2 separate regions of the Mus musculus genome follow, and region 1 is linked to region 2. The links are chromatin loops, found by intact Hi-C in ENCODE. Cell type or tissue: gastrocnemius. All regions are shown on one strand.

Evidence for each region. Peaks named below come from ENCODE experiments on the same cell type or tissue, not always from the same donor. Only the 100,000 strongest peaks of a DNase experiment are listed, where the experiment ranks them.
Region 1: it touches region 2 in a loop (6-fold over the local background); 16 of 42 quality-filtered maps call a loop at or near these places.

The regions. Positions count from the first base shown.
Region 1 is chr15:78,316,593-78,324,592 of GRCm38, reverse strand. No RefSeq gene overlaps it. Among named protein-coding and RNA genes, the nearest start is that of Csf2rb, 5.4 kb to the left of the region's middle. In gastrocnemius, a CTCF peak has its summit at 3,582 (motif pointing right); DNase peaks (open chromatin) are centred at 3,581 and 5,493; H3K27ac peaks cover 1,057 bases.
Region 2 is chr15:78,173,776-78,181,775 of GRCm38, reverse strand. Ift27 (intraflagellar transport 27) reads left to right here and starts at 7,695. Exons shown (of 7, transcript NM_025931.3): 1 at 7,695-8,000. The coding sequence starts at 7,974. In gastrocnemius, a CTCF peak has its summit at 3,192 (motif pointing left); DNase peaks (open chromatin) are centred at 3,197 and 7,468; H3K4me3 peaks cover 1,470 bases; H3K27ac peaks cover 1,162 bases.

The sequences.
Region 1 (8,000 bases), 140 kb before region 2:
AAATAAATTCAAATAAGCATAAAAATACAAGCATTGAAATGTCAGATTTTTTTTAAAAGTAGCTTCAGTGATACACTGGTAATTTCTTATCTCCCAATACAGAGCTACAGAGATAGGAGACCAGACAGTAGGAGAGGGCCCCTGGGCAGGGGGACAGCAGTTAGTTCCAGATGAACAGAAACCTTCCACCAACCTCTGGACTGATTCTATTCTCAGAGATCAGTGTGCCCGAATCGTATACCTCTAATCCACAACACTGCAGATCCTCATGTCCAGACACCAATGGGTTTGTTTTACTTCATATTTTCTTTTATTCAACAGAAAACGAAAGTCAAGAAGTTCGGTGGCTGACTTGTCGCGAGGGGTGCAATCCATGGGGCACACGGCAGGTGTTTTGGTTCACAATGGTGTTCATTAGGTACTTAGTCAACCCTTTCTCCCCGTGCAGTAGCTATGCCATAGTCATGGCAGCAAACGACACAGAGTATGAATTGTGTGGTACCTATGAGAGGCTCTCATGGAACAGGGGATACTAACACAAGGCAGGTGGTCTCTGTCTGATAACTGGATCCACCCTCCTATGTGGCCTTGAAATTCAGAGAGATTAGTATCTCCTCACACATTGCATAACCATTTCTCCAAATATCTTACTGTTTGAGGAAATTGACACATCACCCAGACAGCCCTTGAAATCAATGCATAAATGGTCATGTCCACCATCCCCACCTACACGGGACACCCCGGACATGTAAAACTGACAAGAAATCCTTGATCCTCAGATCATACAGCAGGAACAACATGTCTTGTTGGACAACCTACTACTCTTTGGGATCAGTGTCACACTAGGGCTCAATAGGGTCCTTGTCACCAACCTCCTGCTACTTACTTTATATAATACCCATTGCTTTCTTAACACAGACTGTCCCCAGATAAATGTGCCCTTGCCCCAAGGGAGCCATTCTCACTCGATTTCAGATCTCAACTCAAAGTGAAAATGAACACAGCTAGTTAGCAGCCCAAAAGGCCATTAAGAAGGACTTCCCACAGAACAACATTGGTAAGATATGACTAAGCTATCCAAATGTTTACAGGTCACCTTTTAAACTGGAAGTCCCTGGCATATTTATGCAGTGTATCCTATGCTTTGGAAATTAGAGCCTTGGAAACAGTACCTGTCTCAAAGCAATAGATATACATATTAACTCTACCATAATTTATACAAGTGAAGTTTTAAATATGTTTCCATATATTCCCTCACGTCTTAGTCAGCTTAACTAGCAACTCGACCAGCCTAGAGTCTCCTAAGAAAGCAGTCTCAAGTGAGGACTTGTCCAGATCAGATGGGGTTGTCTTGACTGTTTCTTGGCTTGAGATAGCATCTCCCTATGCAGCCCTGGATGGCCTCAAACTCACAGAGATCAGCTTGCCTGTGCCTCCAAAAGGCATGAGCAACCACAGAAGTTGTCTTGATTGCTTATTGATGTAGGAGGGCCCCGCCTACTGTGGGCGGTACCATTCCCTAGGTATGTGATCTTGAGCTGTATAAGATAGTTACATAAGCATGAACCTACGAACCAGCCAGCACACAGTGTCCTGCCACGGTTCATGGCTCACACTTCTGCTTGAGTTCCTGCCCCGACTTCCCCTCCATGGTGGGCTGTGACCTGAAATAGGTCTTTTCCTCACCTATGTTGCTTTGACCACGGTACTTGTCCCACCATGAATAAATTCACAATAAGTCACATACACCGATATGCTCATTCATGACTCTTCAGAATCAGGCATACAGCCCTTCCTTAGCTCTTACCCCTCAGTGTCTAGGACACAGCTTTTCAAGTCTTAATGGCAGGAAGGAACAAAGCTTACCATTGAGGGCAAAGGGCAGGCATGATGCTCCTTCTATTCTGAGGAAAGCATGTTTGCTGCAGCTCAGCGCTTGCTGCCAGGATCAAGCTTATTCCAGCTGTCACAGGTCTAAACACACCCAGGACACAGGTACCACACACAGCACTGTGCTCACATGGGGCAGGACAGATGCCTGTGGATCAATCAAAGCTCCCAGTGGCTTTGATGCTCCTGGCAGTCCTAGGTATGTGACAAACGTGTCTCACTAACAGGATTCCTGGGCTGGCCAACACACTGTTATAGAGTGATATAGTCCACAGTTGGTTGGCAAGTCTGGCTTTCCTAAGACCCAAGCTCCGAGTTTGGACCTCTAACTTCACTGTCCCTTGATACAACTCAAGCACCAGCTAGTTATGGACTAGTGTAGAATCAATTCCCTGTACTCAACAACGGTATAGACACCGAAGACGTTTTCATCTTTGCCAATTAAGTCGCCACATTTATGAACATTGTAAATGGAAAAACAAAACAAAACAAAACAAAGCCGCAACTCACACAGCTTGTTTTGGAGGAGGAGAGCATCCCAGATCTCTCCATCCCAGGCTTTTCCAAACCTGCTCTGCTCCTCACTTTCAGTGAATTTGGTGGTGTGGTGGGTGACAAAAGATAGCTATGCCCAAACTGTTCTGTGACAGCTGGAGGCAGCCTGGGCTGTCATTCAGACCTGGCCCTATGGACTTGGCCAATGAGCAACCAAAAAATCAAGAAGGAAGTCCCTTAAACAAGATACCAACTCATCCTCTGACAGTTAAGAATTCTGTCACAATGATGTGGAGGGTGTCTCTTAACGCTGTGCAGAGACAGGCACGATGGCGTGCTTCTTTGTAGAGACATTTGTCAGTGAACAGCTGTTGACCCAATGTTTGCTCCTGGGATGTTCCACATTGCCTTTCATGCAGTTGACAGAGGGCCACTGCTCTCCATCCTGGAATAATCTAATTGTCAAACATGCTCACTTTAAAGCCCTCCGAGGGAGCACCCATGGGAGATCTTATACTTGAGACCTCCGAGTCTCTGTCACATCCACCAGGTTGGGAACTTCTCACACACCACAGCAGAGCCTCTGCAGCAGCATGCTGAGCAGTTAACAGGGAGAGATGGGAATCTGCTCTCTGGAACATCCCTGGGAAAAGAGCTCTCCAAAGGAAGGCCAAAGTTTTTATTTTCTGATTGTTTAGTAAGGCAGAGGGAGAGCACAGCAGTCAGGAGACATTGGATCCATGACAGCTGGGGAAGCCAAGCCTAGCCTGGTAGGGTCTTTTTGTTGTTCTTATCTTGTGTCTCTGTCTCTCTGTGTGTCTCTGTCCCTCTCCTCCGTTCCCTTCCCCTCCCCTCCCCTCCCCTCTCTCTTTCTCTCTCTCTCTCCCCCTCTTTTCACCCCCTTCTTCTCCCCCTGCAAGGAAGACCACAGCTGTCCAGGCAGAGCTTGCAATGCTCCACCCTGACAGGGAAGTCCCTGGCTGGATTTGCTGGAGAGAAGCTTCTGACCCCGATTTCTCTCGGGTGCTAAATCCCAAGGTGATGTCTCTTTCTGCTGTGGCAAGGTCAGGAGGGGATTGCCTTGGGCTGGACAGGGCAGGCTTGAAGAATGTCTTTCTGGGCCTGCTTCCCTGAACTTCCCCTCTTGTCCTGGGAGGGGCTGTGACTTCAGGAAGGGGCTGCAATCAAGGGCTGGCCACTAGGTGGCCCGGTGGAGAAGAGCTTCAGCGAGGAGTGTGCACTGTCAGCTTGGCTCCTCTGTGGGTTTCCTGCTTAAGAGACCTGCACAGTACAGATCTTTCTGCCTGGCAAGGATTTCTGTGACCAGAGAGTTTGAAGCTTCAATTTCTGCCCCAGGAAAAGCCTAACCACACTGCCCACCAAGGGACTCACCTTAGTAAGGAGCTGGGTTATGGTCAAAATCTATGCAGTTCCTAAGCCTAGGATTCTTTCCAAAGTTTGCCTGGTAGGTGTATGCAGGAAGACTGACTTCCACTCAAGGTCTAACCTTAAGTTTCTGAGGGGCACTGACATCAAGGACTGGGTACACCAGACTGTCTTGGTTCTCTACATCTTTGTGTTCCTGGCCAACTGTCCTATGCCTGGATCCCTCTCTGACAACTTGGGCTGCGGTCTTTAATGGTGCACCTCAGGTGAGGTCCCCAAGGAGAAAGAGAAAGTCCTTGACAACACATATCCTCTTTCCAGTTGTAACCTTCACCCCATGCCTTCCCAGTCCTTTCCAGAGCCTCCCCAGACTGCCAGAACTTTTGTTCTGGGTTCTCTCAACAATAGAGAGGGTCATGTATGTGCTGACCCATCTGACCCTCTGTCTACCTTCCTCAGGGGAAACAGTAGAGCAATGGCTGCGTCCTCTGGGCCGGGCTCCTGCTTTTTTGAACCCAGCAAGTGTTGCAGAAGAATGCCTTTGTCCTTTCCATTTCCCTTAGACACTACAACTGTTGGGAGCTCAGCTGAGCTCCTTACAACTGGGACCCCCTTTTCTTGGGCAAGGAAAGATGTGTCTCAAACTCAGGCCTTCCTGTGGGGACATCCAGTCCACACCTAGGAAGTGACATGAAAGTGAAATATTGGAACTGGAAAATCATCCCCCTGAAGATATAGAATTGTCGATGATATAAAACCATGAAGCCAGAACAGATAAGCAGATGAACCTGGAAAACCTTCCTTCTGGTCTCACAGGGACCTTCTATGTGTACCAATGAAGATTTTTTCTATTCAGGTAAACACTACAAGTGGGCAAGGCTCAGCCTCCTTAGCCTTTGCAGTCCTGAGCTCTGAATACAAGTGGCTTACAGGCTGGGCTTGTAGCTCTAGGTTTTGACAAAAAGGAGACTGTGGCTCCAGGCATTTAAAGGCAGAATGGCTACAGCTCTAGGCTGCAGTTTGAACAAGCTCTAAGCCTTCCTAAACTAGAGACTCACATCTCTGAGCCCTGAGAACGAGGAACTTCACAGAGTCTTGTGTGTTTTCAGGTGGGCTGCTTATTGCTTTGAGACTTGAAAACCAGCAGGCTTGAACTCAGAATCCATCCCTGTCTCCACATGGAATATGCAAAAGTTAATGAGAGTATCCTGAAGCTGCCAGGCCTGGAGCAGGGCCTCCTGGGGCAGCAGTCATGGCTTCCCCAGCAGCCCTGCTTGCTTTCTGATTGAAGTGTTTCCTTCTGGTAGTAACAGACTGTTTAATCCAGCAAGGATTAATGACCCCTTTTGTGTTTTAAACACTCTCTGACCCCCTGTGCTTTTAAACACACCAAAAGGCAGAAAATGGATTACTTGACTTACATCATGATGGGAAGCCATGTCAACTGGAATGTGAGGCAGTCTGCAGTCAGGGAGCAGAGAGCCTCAACCTCTGGGGCTCAGCCAGCTTTCTCCTTCTTATGTAGTCAGATACCCTAGCCAAAGGTATAGTGCCATGCACATTGACACGGGTCTCCCCATGTCAGTCAGTCTAATCTAGAAATGCCTTCACATGCTCTCCATGATGATTCTAAATCCAGTAAAGGTGACAGGAAAATGAGCCATGAGCACACAGCTGTCATGACTGCCTGCAGGGACTGTTGAAGGAGGGGCCACTTGGCATCCAGCTCCTGATCAAAGCAGCCAAGCACAGTGTGACCACTGGACTAGACTAGACTCATGGGCAGAAGGATAGGTTTATCCAGGATTGAATTGCCAAGACTATCTCTAAGAAGGCAGAGGGAGAAGCAATTTGGGGTGGTGTGGAGCAAACAGATTTTATGTGTCAACAGGGTAGGGTCCTTGAGCTGAGACAGCTGGCTGGACAGATTAACCCAGAAATAGATATCTTTGCCTAAAGTGGTTGACTGTTGGGGCTGATTAAGGGAAGTTTCTCATAAAAAGAAACCTCCTTGAGATGGCTGCTTTTCCAGTAAATAGAAATCTGTCTTTAGACTTGTTTATCCAGTAGCATACTTTCGGATTACCCAGCCAAAGCCCCTCTGTTTGGGACACTGTCACCAGCACTGTCATTTTGGGTGCTGCCTTGAACCTAAGGGGCACAAGGAGAGTTGTCTGTCAACTCTCATTTAAGGACAGGCACAGAAGGCATAGTAAGTTACATTTCTAAGACAACCAACATTGCTTAGTCACAACCATGCACCGTTAGAGTGTTAAGCATCTCTGACTCACCTCAGATAGGGCTGTGAGGTCCCACTTTGGCCACTGGCAGATGTCACATGAGGAGTGGTCTGACAAACAGATGGGAAAGACATGGATCCATCTTAGTCTTGGGATCTTGCTTTGAATGTCATGGAAGTTGACTCCTCACTGATGGGGACTTCAGTTTTTTCCACAGAACAGAAGAGAATTCTATGCTGTATTTACATTAAAGAACTTTAAATTTATTACACTCTATCAGTTTTTATATCTCACGTGCATGGCATATACTTATAAACCTACACCCCTAGATATCTACCATCAGGTCATGTACAACATCCTAATCCAAGGTGGCATTTGGGTCCCTGCCTAGTTGCTCTCTCAGTAATGGGTGACTGTTGGTGGCCATTGCTCAGGTGCCTTACTGTATACCAACTATGCCTGCTTCTGAAAAGACTATGATAAAACATACAAAAATTAATGCTCTTGGTCCTTACATGAGCACAGTCACTGCCTATGTACACTTAGGTGACTGTCACTACTGCACATCTCCTGAGCATTCCCGCCCCCTCACCTGAACAGGCCAGTACATGTCATTCTCCTCTGTGTGTCCCAGACACCTGCATTCCACTTCCTGCCTCTGTAAATTTGACCAAGTAGGGACCCCGTCTATGTCTCATTGCCCTGTCTGTTCTTCTGTGCCTGGCTTAGCTCAGTCTATTTTCCTCAGGATTTATCTGACTGTAGGCCAGGCCACAGCATTCTCCCTCTGTAAGTCTGATTGATACAGAGATGATGGGGACAGTATGATGGTGGCTGTCAGGTCCAACAGAAACTCCAATTCCCTGAACTCCAAAAGGCAGTCCAGAAGTCCAGAAATGAGCTCACACTGGACTGTAGGAGGATTTCCAGTAAGGAGACAAAAAGCAGCACTTCTCAGGAATTGTAAAGCCAACGCCCCTCTTCCTACAGGAAAGGAGGCAATTCCCTTCCCTCTGACAGAAAGGACATATGGCTCCCTGGACTCCAGGCTCCTTCAGTACCACAGTGCCTGTTACACATCTCAAAGTCTATGCTGCACCCCAGGCCTTCTTCCTTCTTCCTCTCCCTTAAACTCATGATCTTCCCTCTCCCAAGCTACTCCACTCCTAAGGACCATGCTATCCTCAATGTGCCTCACCCCCTTCACTCTCTTGCTTTTCTGAACCCCCCTCCCCCGTTTCTGCTTCTCTCACCATGTTTTCTCCAGTTTCTATCCACTGCTATTCTCTCCTGCCTCACGGTAACCCTGGCCAGGTCAAGTATGCTTGCCTTGTTCAGTTTTTTTCCCCTCTTTCTGCTCTAGACTCTTCTAGATTCTTCTGGCTGTTCTCTCTCTCTCTCTCTCTCTCTCTCTCTCTCTCTCTCTCTCTCTCTCTCTCTCCTGTCTGTCTGTCTGTCTGTTTTTTTGTGTGTTTCTGTCTGTCATACTCTCTTTCTCATTTACAATCCAAACCATCCCTTAAATCACCATGGAGTGACAATATAATGTATCATTTATACAGTGTGGATGGTGATGATGACGATAGTGATAATGGTGATGAGGATGGTGGTGATAATGATGCTGATGACAGTGATGTCATTGACGATGATAATGGCGGTGATGAGGATGCAGATGATGACTGTTGTGATCATGGTGATTGCATCGATGATGATAACACTTGTGATGAAGATGCACATGATGATTGTAGTGATGATTTCTAAAGGGAGATTTTCAAAATTCCTTATGTAGAAGCTTATGTCATCTCAGGTTTGATCAATACAAGGCCAATATGATCTCACATGATCAGAGTGAGCTCTGTCTGCATCTCTTTCTGCACATCCTTGAAATCCTCTCAGGTACTGTGAGGAACCTTCATCTCATCTTGTAGATTTCTGACTCCAGCCTTGGACTCACTCCAAAGTGCTCAGAGTCCTCATAGTGTAGAGTCA
Region 2 (8,000 bases):
TGTCACTTGTCTCTCTGTGTGTGTGTGTGTGTGTGTGTGTGTGTGTGTGTGTGTGTGTGTGTGTAAGACTCACATCTGTGAACTCTCGAGAAAGGAGCAGAGAACGATCAGTTCCACGGATTGCTCTGGAGAGAGTTGCCTAAGGATGAGAAATGTCAATGTCGCTGCTGCCTTGCAAAATCCCACGCTGGAGCAGGGGGTCAGCGGCAGAAGGGCTGCTCCCCAGTTGTCACAAGCCTCCACGCTTTGTCAACAAGGTTAGAGAGACCATTGCTGCCGTGTTGGACCAGCCTTAGGAAGGCCCTTTCAGAACGTAGATGTTACAGAGACACTCAGTTCTGCTAAGTGACTCCCTTTCGTATTTTATTTCTGCCCAGAAGGCGTTGCCTCTGGGTCTTACATTCCTGGCAAGGGAAGCTTCCTGTCTTTGGAGAGTCTTCAGATCATGAACTTACCTGCTTGATTATTCATTGGTTTTGGAACAAGGTGCTCTAGAGTCGTAGTCACTGGTGGGTGGCACCTGTCTGGAGTTTACTGTGTCACCATGCAAAGTGTTCTCTGTGCATATTTAGGCCGTGCATCTCCTCAGGGTGGGTTCTGTGATCAATTCCGTCTTACACCACAGGAGACAGAGGCTCAGCCTGGTTTCCAAGCCCTCCCAGGGCCGCCCAGCCTGCAGCTGGGAGAGTGAGGCTCGGGGCAGATGGGAGCACTAACCCCAGTCCTACAGTTTGTCCGCCAGTCTGATGAGTGTCTCAGAACCTCCGTGCCCTCCTCTGGCAAACGGCTGCGCCGAAGGAAGAAGCTCCAACAAGGCCAAGGCCTTGGACAACTTGGCATCTGCATTTTAGCTTTGCAAGATTCCAAATGTTTGTTCCTACCAGATCAGATCTGGTGAATTCTAAAATTCTTCTAGGTGGGGGCATGCAGCAACCCTGACATATGCACCTCTATTGGTTTGCTTTGGTTTTTTTTGTTTTGTTTTTGTTGTTTTTTTTTGTTATTGTTTGTTTTGTTTTTGTTTTTGTGTGTTTTGAGACAGCATCTATGGTACTCAGGGTGGGCTTGAACTCTTAGACTTGAAACATCCCCTTGCACTGGGTCTCTAAACCTCAGTGACCTCAGTACACTCCATTGCCCATGACTTCATAATGAGTGTGTATGTGTGTGTGTGTGTTTTGTGTTTGTGTGTTGGGAGCATGCACATGTGTGTAACTGCATGTGGAGTCTGGAGATCACCTCTGGTGGCATTCTTCGGGCCCCTTTCACCTTATTTTATGAAACGAGGTTTCTTCCTGACCTGGAGCTGGCCAGATAAGCTAGGCTGGCTGAACGTTGAGTGCTGAGAAGCCTCCTGTCTCCCTGTCCCCAGCACTGGGTTTACAAACCCTTGCCCTCACACCCAGATTCTTTATATGGGCTCAGAAGATGAAACTCAGAGTTTCCAAACTGTAGTTTACCAACAGAGCTACGCCCCCCAGCCCTCGTGTTTCTGAGGCAGGCTCTGGCTCTGGCTCCCTGATATGTAATTGTTTACAGTCAAACTCCAAATGCAATCTCCTGATTTAAAGGTCCACCTGTCACTGTGCCACCTGAGAGATCCAAGAATGTCCCTTTGGGACACTTGGCCTCAGAAGGTATAAACTGGGAGGTTTGAAGGACGTTCTCTTTCACTAGCTCCCTTTACAGAACGTGACAGATGCTGTTGTGGGAACTCACAGAAGAGCTCAGAGGTGCAAGGGCTCTGGAATGTTCTGGAGGCTCCAGCCACACCCTACCTCACCCAACCCCAGTAAATATGTTTGGCCAGTCCCATTCATCCTTGAAGGGCCCTCAGCCCTGTCCTGTGGGCCACCAGAAGGCGTCTTTTCAAGCTGCTGTGTGCTGGCCACAAAGGCTCCTTTGTGGTGTTGGTGATAACACTCAAAGTTACCTGGAGGAGGTGCTGGGGAACTGGCCTCAGAATGGAGTCTATCTTGGTGGCAGGGAAAGCTCAGGTTTTTGCCCAGAACTTTATAGTTTGCAATGCATATCGTAGGTGGTAGGAGCTGTCAGGCTGCACCTTCATAGTAGCTATTGGAGAGAGCAAGAGACTTGTGTGTGTGTGTTCCCCTGCCCAGCCAAGAAGTGGCTCCTCCTGTGTGACGATCACAGAAAGATTGTGTTCAACAGGGGGACACTTGGGAAAGAAGGATGGGGACAGAGCCGAGAGGACTGTTACACATTAGAGAAACATCAGTGACTGTGCCAGCTTTGGGGTAGACTGCACAAAAGCCCTGAGGCAGCACAGGCAGGATCCAGTCTGCTGGTCCCAGGAAGCTAACCGTCTCAGACAGAGCACAAAGCACCGAGACATGTGCCACAAGGCTTGTGTAGAGAGGTCAGAGGACAGCGTACAGGTCCCAGAGATCAAACTCAACCTCACCAGGCTTGGCAGCAAGCCTTTACCAACCCACCCCCACCCCACCCACCCTGCACGCGCCCCTCTCCCCTCCCCATGGTCTCCCATGGCTATCTCACTTGGCCCTAAAATGTTTAAGGATGACACTGGCTGCTGAGTGGAAATGAGACAGCAGAAGTCAACAGTAGATTTTAGGAAAGCCAGAGAAAAAGGCTTGTGCTGTTTTTAGAAAGCCAAGGGACAAGCTAAGATAGGGCCCAAGTAATTTCAGGGAACAGGCAACAGCCAGTCTAGGCAGGGGTGTGTCCTCCACACTCAGGGCATTATGGAGTGTGAGGGGATCGCAAAAGGAAGAAGAAAGAAACACGCTTCTGAAGAGTTAACTTTGTTGTAGTGGAGTCTGGCCTCTGACTACTTGAGCCCTCCGAACATAACAACACAAATTTTATGCGCATGGCATAGGAAAGATCAGGATCCAGGGTGTACATCCAGGGAGAGCCAATTGAGTTATCTGCCCACCACCAGTCTCCGAGACCCTCATACGTGCAGGAAAGGACAAGACACACTGAGCATAAAACATGCAAGAGCGTGTCTGAGCTTTCACAGATGAGCTGTCAAAGGGCTGTTTAAAAAAAAAAAAAAAAAAAAAAAAAAAAAAAAAGCCTCGTGTGACTGGAGAGCTGATATGCTCTACTTTAAGTAAAAGAAGCCCCAAAGACCAGGAAAAGCCAAGAGCCCTCAGCACCTGCCTGTGGCTGGCGTTTTCCCCCGGCGACTGCTGCCCCCTGCTGACCAAATCAGCATACGGCAGCCTGCCCAGCAGGCAGGACGCACAGCTATGGGCTCTCTCACTTTGCATTCAGAACACAGGGGAGGTGAGTCAGTCCCACAGCTACTGCTCTTTGTTGAGATGTCCACTGCCAAGCACTGCATCAGCAGAGACACAATCAAGTGGGCCCGCACGGGTGCCAGGCACATAGACCTCAAAGGTCATTGCCACAGGAAGCGTCGCACCAGATGTGGTGTTTTGCCTTAAAGCCAATTGTAAAGCAGAGCATGGCTGCAGCCTCAGGCAGCCCCCTGGGGACCCATCACATCCCAGGCTGTGCATCAGAGCCGGTGTTTATGAGTTCTTCTGCTACACATCTATGTTCTGTCATGGGAACAGGGAGGCCAACAACTGAGCTACTAGGAACCAAGGGACATGGGGGTGGGGGTGGGGAACAGAGAGAGAGAGAGAGAGAGAGAGAGAGAGAGAGAGAGAGAGAGAGATTCAGACCTAAGCAGTGTGGTCCAAAGACCTCAAGATTTCCATTTCAAATCAGTAGCCTTTTCTAAGTGAGCAGTTTCCATCCATGAAAGAGTTTGACCCCAAGGGGACATTTGGCAATGACTGGAGACATTTCATTGTTGTCTACAGAGGTGTGATGATTTGGGTAGCTAGTGGGTCAGAGATACAAGCTCATAGTGGCTCCCCTTCCCCCTGCCCATATTAAAGTATCAGCTGTGCCCAGAAGAAACCTGGCTCAGCCTGGCACAGGGTCTCCTTGTGGGGCTGTGTGAAGCTGATGCCAAGCTCTGCTTTACCGGTCCCCATTCACAAGAGCTGCAAAGTCCCTGCCTTCTCTGCTCAGCACTGGCTCGGACCTGCATGCACCAGTGACTGAGTCTTAGTACCCAGAACTCATTCTTCCTGAGGCCCAGTCTAAACTATACGAGGCACGCCTCCCCTAACCGTCTCTTTTGTACCCAACCATTTTGCTACTACTACCCTGTGTGGGTAAATGGACCCTAATGTCATCTAGACAGAGGGAGTAAGGACCTGGAGCTGTTCACAGTGTGATGATGGAGGAACCTAGGCTATGCAGTGGGCCCGAGCAGCCCATGCCTTCTGAACAGAGTGTGGCAGCTGTCACTGCCTGGCTACGTACTGCAGCTCATGCATACCGCTGTCCATGCTGTCAGGAGTCCCATGACCCCAGAACGATCCGAAGGTTCCTGGGAACAACGTGTCAGCAGCTGCCTCTACAACCCACTCTCAAGCAAAGCCTTCTGTGCAAAGAACCCCCTCCCCCCCACACACACACACACGTCAATGTCAGCACCCACAACCCCGCCTCCAACTTTGGCAGCAGCACTGTTAACCCTAGTAGAGAGAAGTAGAGAAGTCAGCTCTCGCTCAGAGTGTAGTCAGGGGAGAGAGAGGAGCCAGGAGCAAACTGCCCCACATCTGAACAACGGCTGCCCCCTCCCACTGGTAGTATTACCTGCCTGAGAACTGGCGTGAGAATGGGTACTTGTTGGATCTCAGTAGTAGAGCCCTTCCCAAGTGGGCATAGGGCCCCGGATTCAAGTCCCAATACCACAGACAATAAAGAATAAATAAAATAAACAATTGGTGCTTGTCATATTACCAGAAGAGTAAGCCCTATGAGATTCGTCTCTTTTTTATTTTATTTTATTTTTTCGAGACAGGGTTTCTCTGTGTATCCCTGACTGTCCTGGAACTCACTCTGTAGACCAGGCTGGCCTCGAACTCAGAAATTCACCTGCCTCTGCCTCCCAAATGCTGGGATTAAAGGCGTGCACCACCACGCCCAGCTGATTCGTCTCTTCAAAAACACCCCCCCCCCCCGAGTGTCTCGCCGTGCTGGGGACTGTCCTAGAGGCCAATGACCAAAAGCTATTGAGTGTCTCTTCTCATGAGGCTAACTTTCAAGTGGAGAATTCTGCAAAGCACCCTGGCACATCCTTTCCACCAGTGGCCAAGGCCAGGAAGACAGTACAGTAAAGCAAGGTCAAGCTGCCAAATGGAAAGAAAGTCTTTCCATTGAATGGCTAGGGATGGACGGCTAGGGACATGCCACTGGGGCTTCGAGCTGAAAGTCATGGGGAACAGAGCTCTGCAGCCATGCTAGGAACATTACGTGTAAAGGCCCTGGGGTAGGGAAGTTCTCAAGGAAAAATATAGCAGCCCCAGGACCACCTAAGAATGGCTACTTGCATGTTAGGGTACAGTGGAATTGCTCAGGGTGCCCAGAGAGCTCAAGGGTCATAGCATGAGGGCATCTGTGGTCCTGCCCTAAATCTTCCCTTACCCAACATTGATTCCAAATATCTATGGACACTCTTCTCAGTCACCTGCCTCTCAGCTGGGCTTGTTGGCTCCGCCCCCCCCCACCCCCCTGTGCTTAGTACTCTCTGAATATCTATGGAATGAATTCCTCAAAGAAGGCACCACCTGACATTTCCAGAGAAACACCTCTTCATCCAGACAGGACAGACAGACCAGAGAAACCCTACCCATGTTTGCCAGTGTGGCAAACCAATCAGATTACAGGGGTTTGTTACAGAAGCATAGACAAGGGTTCCTAGGGGATCCTGGGTAACTCCGAGGCAGCACTAGCTCTACCAGTTCCTCCTGATACAGGCATCTTTGCAGAGAGACGGTGCCTCTCTAAATGTTCGAGATCAGAATCCTGGGACCCAGTAAACGTTGAGAAAGCAGCAGTGGGGTGGAGAACTTCCCCTGGCCAACCTACAGCAGCAGTGCTGAGCCAGCATGGTGGACACACACCCCACCACACTCCAAAGACGTGTGTGTGGAGAGCCTGGCTCCCAGAGCAGGGGGTGATCAGAACTAAGGCTTTTAGGGGAAGTGATGAATCTCTGACTTCATTCATCAGTGGACTACAGATCCATTGATGGGTACTGTCTTAGTTAGGGATTTTACTGCTGTGAACAGACACCATGACCAAGGCAAGTATTATAAGGACAATATTTAATTGGGGCTAGATTACAGGTTCCCAGGTTTAGTCCATTATCATCAAGGTGGAAGCAGGGCAGCATCCAGGCAGCCATGGTGCAGGAGGAGCTGAGAGTTCTACATCTTCATCTGAAGGCTGCTAGCGGTAGACTGACTTCCAGGCAGCTAGGATGAGAGTCTTAAAGCCCACACCCACAGTGACACTCCTACTCCAACAGGGCCACACCTTCTAATAGTGCCCCTCCCTGGGCAGAGCATATACAAACCATCACAGGTACCTAATGTGATGGGCTATGGGGAGGTGCCTGGGAAATGGAACCTAGTTGAAAGAGAATGTGACTTTGGGGGCATATCCTGGGAACTATTTCTTCCTTTCCCAACATGAGGTGGCTATATGCTTATATGCTGTTGTTGTTATGATGGTCAACCAAATGGCCAAACTAAACCTTTCCTCCTTTAAATAGTTTCTCTCCGGTGTTTTGCTACAGTAACAACGCCCCGATGCATGGACACTCGCCTACTTCCTGTACCCATGAGTTGGTTTCTATCTTCAGAGTTCCAGAGGTTACATGCCTTGCAGAGCCATATCCCACTTAGTGGCAAAGCAAGAGGGGCTCCCAGGAAAGTCAGGTGGCATTTACCCACCCTCCCCTCATGAGGGGCAACACCAGGATAGCATCCATTCACCCATAACAGAGGAATCCGACTGAGAGAGGCGTGTCCTCCCATCCATTAAGATATCACGTCAAATTAGGCCTATTTTAGATTTTAGTTTAATTTAACTGATACATAACATAAAGTGATATATAGTTACATATGGATATACTGTGTGAGTTTCCATCAGGACCTCGCTCTTTCCCCCTTCCGGAAGGTGCACAGCACGGGTGCTGTCCGCAGTTGTTTGCTGTGCAAGCATGCAGGGCCTTCCTGTCTTCCTCACTGCTCAACGTTGCACATTTTTCCCTCCCCGCTATTTCAGTTTTTAGGGTTCATAACATGCTTGGGCTTTAAAGATGGCATTTCGATTCTGGACGTGAAGCAAAGGTTAGGTCTCCAAATGTTCTTTGCACCCGGGGTCGGGGAAAGATACCAATAACATCCAGGACCCGCGACAGCAGCTTCCTTTACTGCGCAGGCGCCATTTCAGCGGCGTCACCCCTCTCAGTGTGGGCGAATCCATTCCCAGGAAGAAGGGGCAAGGTGCAGCGAATCCCAAACTCTTCGCGATGGTTAAAGCCATGCTCTGGCCAATCAGAAAGCCCCATTAATTCCCGCCTCCGGCTGCATCCTGGTTGGGCTGCGTCTCCAGAGACGCTAGGCGGTGCCCAGCGGTGATTGACAGCATCTAAAGCCATTGGCCAAGCTGAGAGCAGTTAAAGAGCAGAAACCTCTCCGCTTTGTTCCGCGAAGGGAACCGGTTTTCCCCGCCTCCTTCTTCTATTGGGTGCCTGGGGTCTCCGAGCTTTTGAGAGCAACCAATCAGGAGACAATATGGAGGGAGAAGGCGGGTTGATGATGGTTGCCAGGAGCCTGTTTGGCGCGACTCTTGGGACCAGAGGACTAGTGGTTGTGTCTCAACTCTTCTTTGGGCCGGGTCTAAGGCTGGACTTGGAACGGGTTCTGCTCCGCCCCACCGGAACCTTTGCAGGCTGCCTGGGGCCTGAAGCCCTCCGTCCACCCAACCCTAGCACCCGGGCCATCATCCATCCCTCCATCACGGCCTCAGGCCCTGGTGTCAGCTGTCCCCGAATCCTAACCCCCTTTCAGCGTCCCCCACCCCCACGTCTCCGCTAGTACCTGGTTACTATGGTGAAGCTAGCTGCCAAATGCATC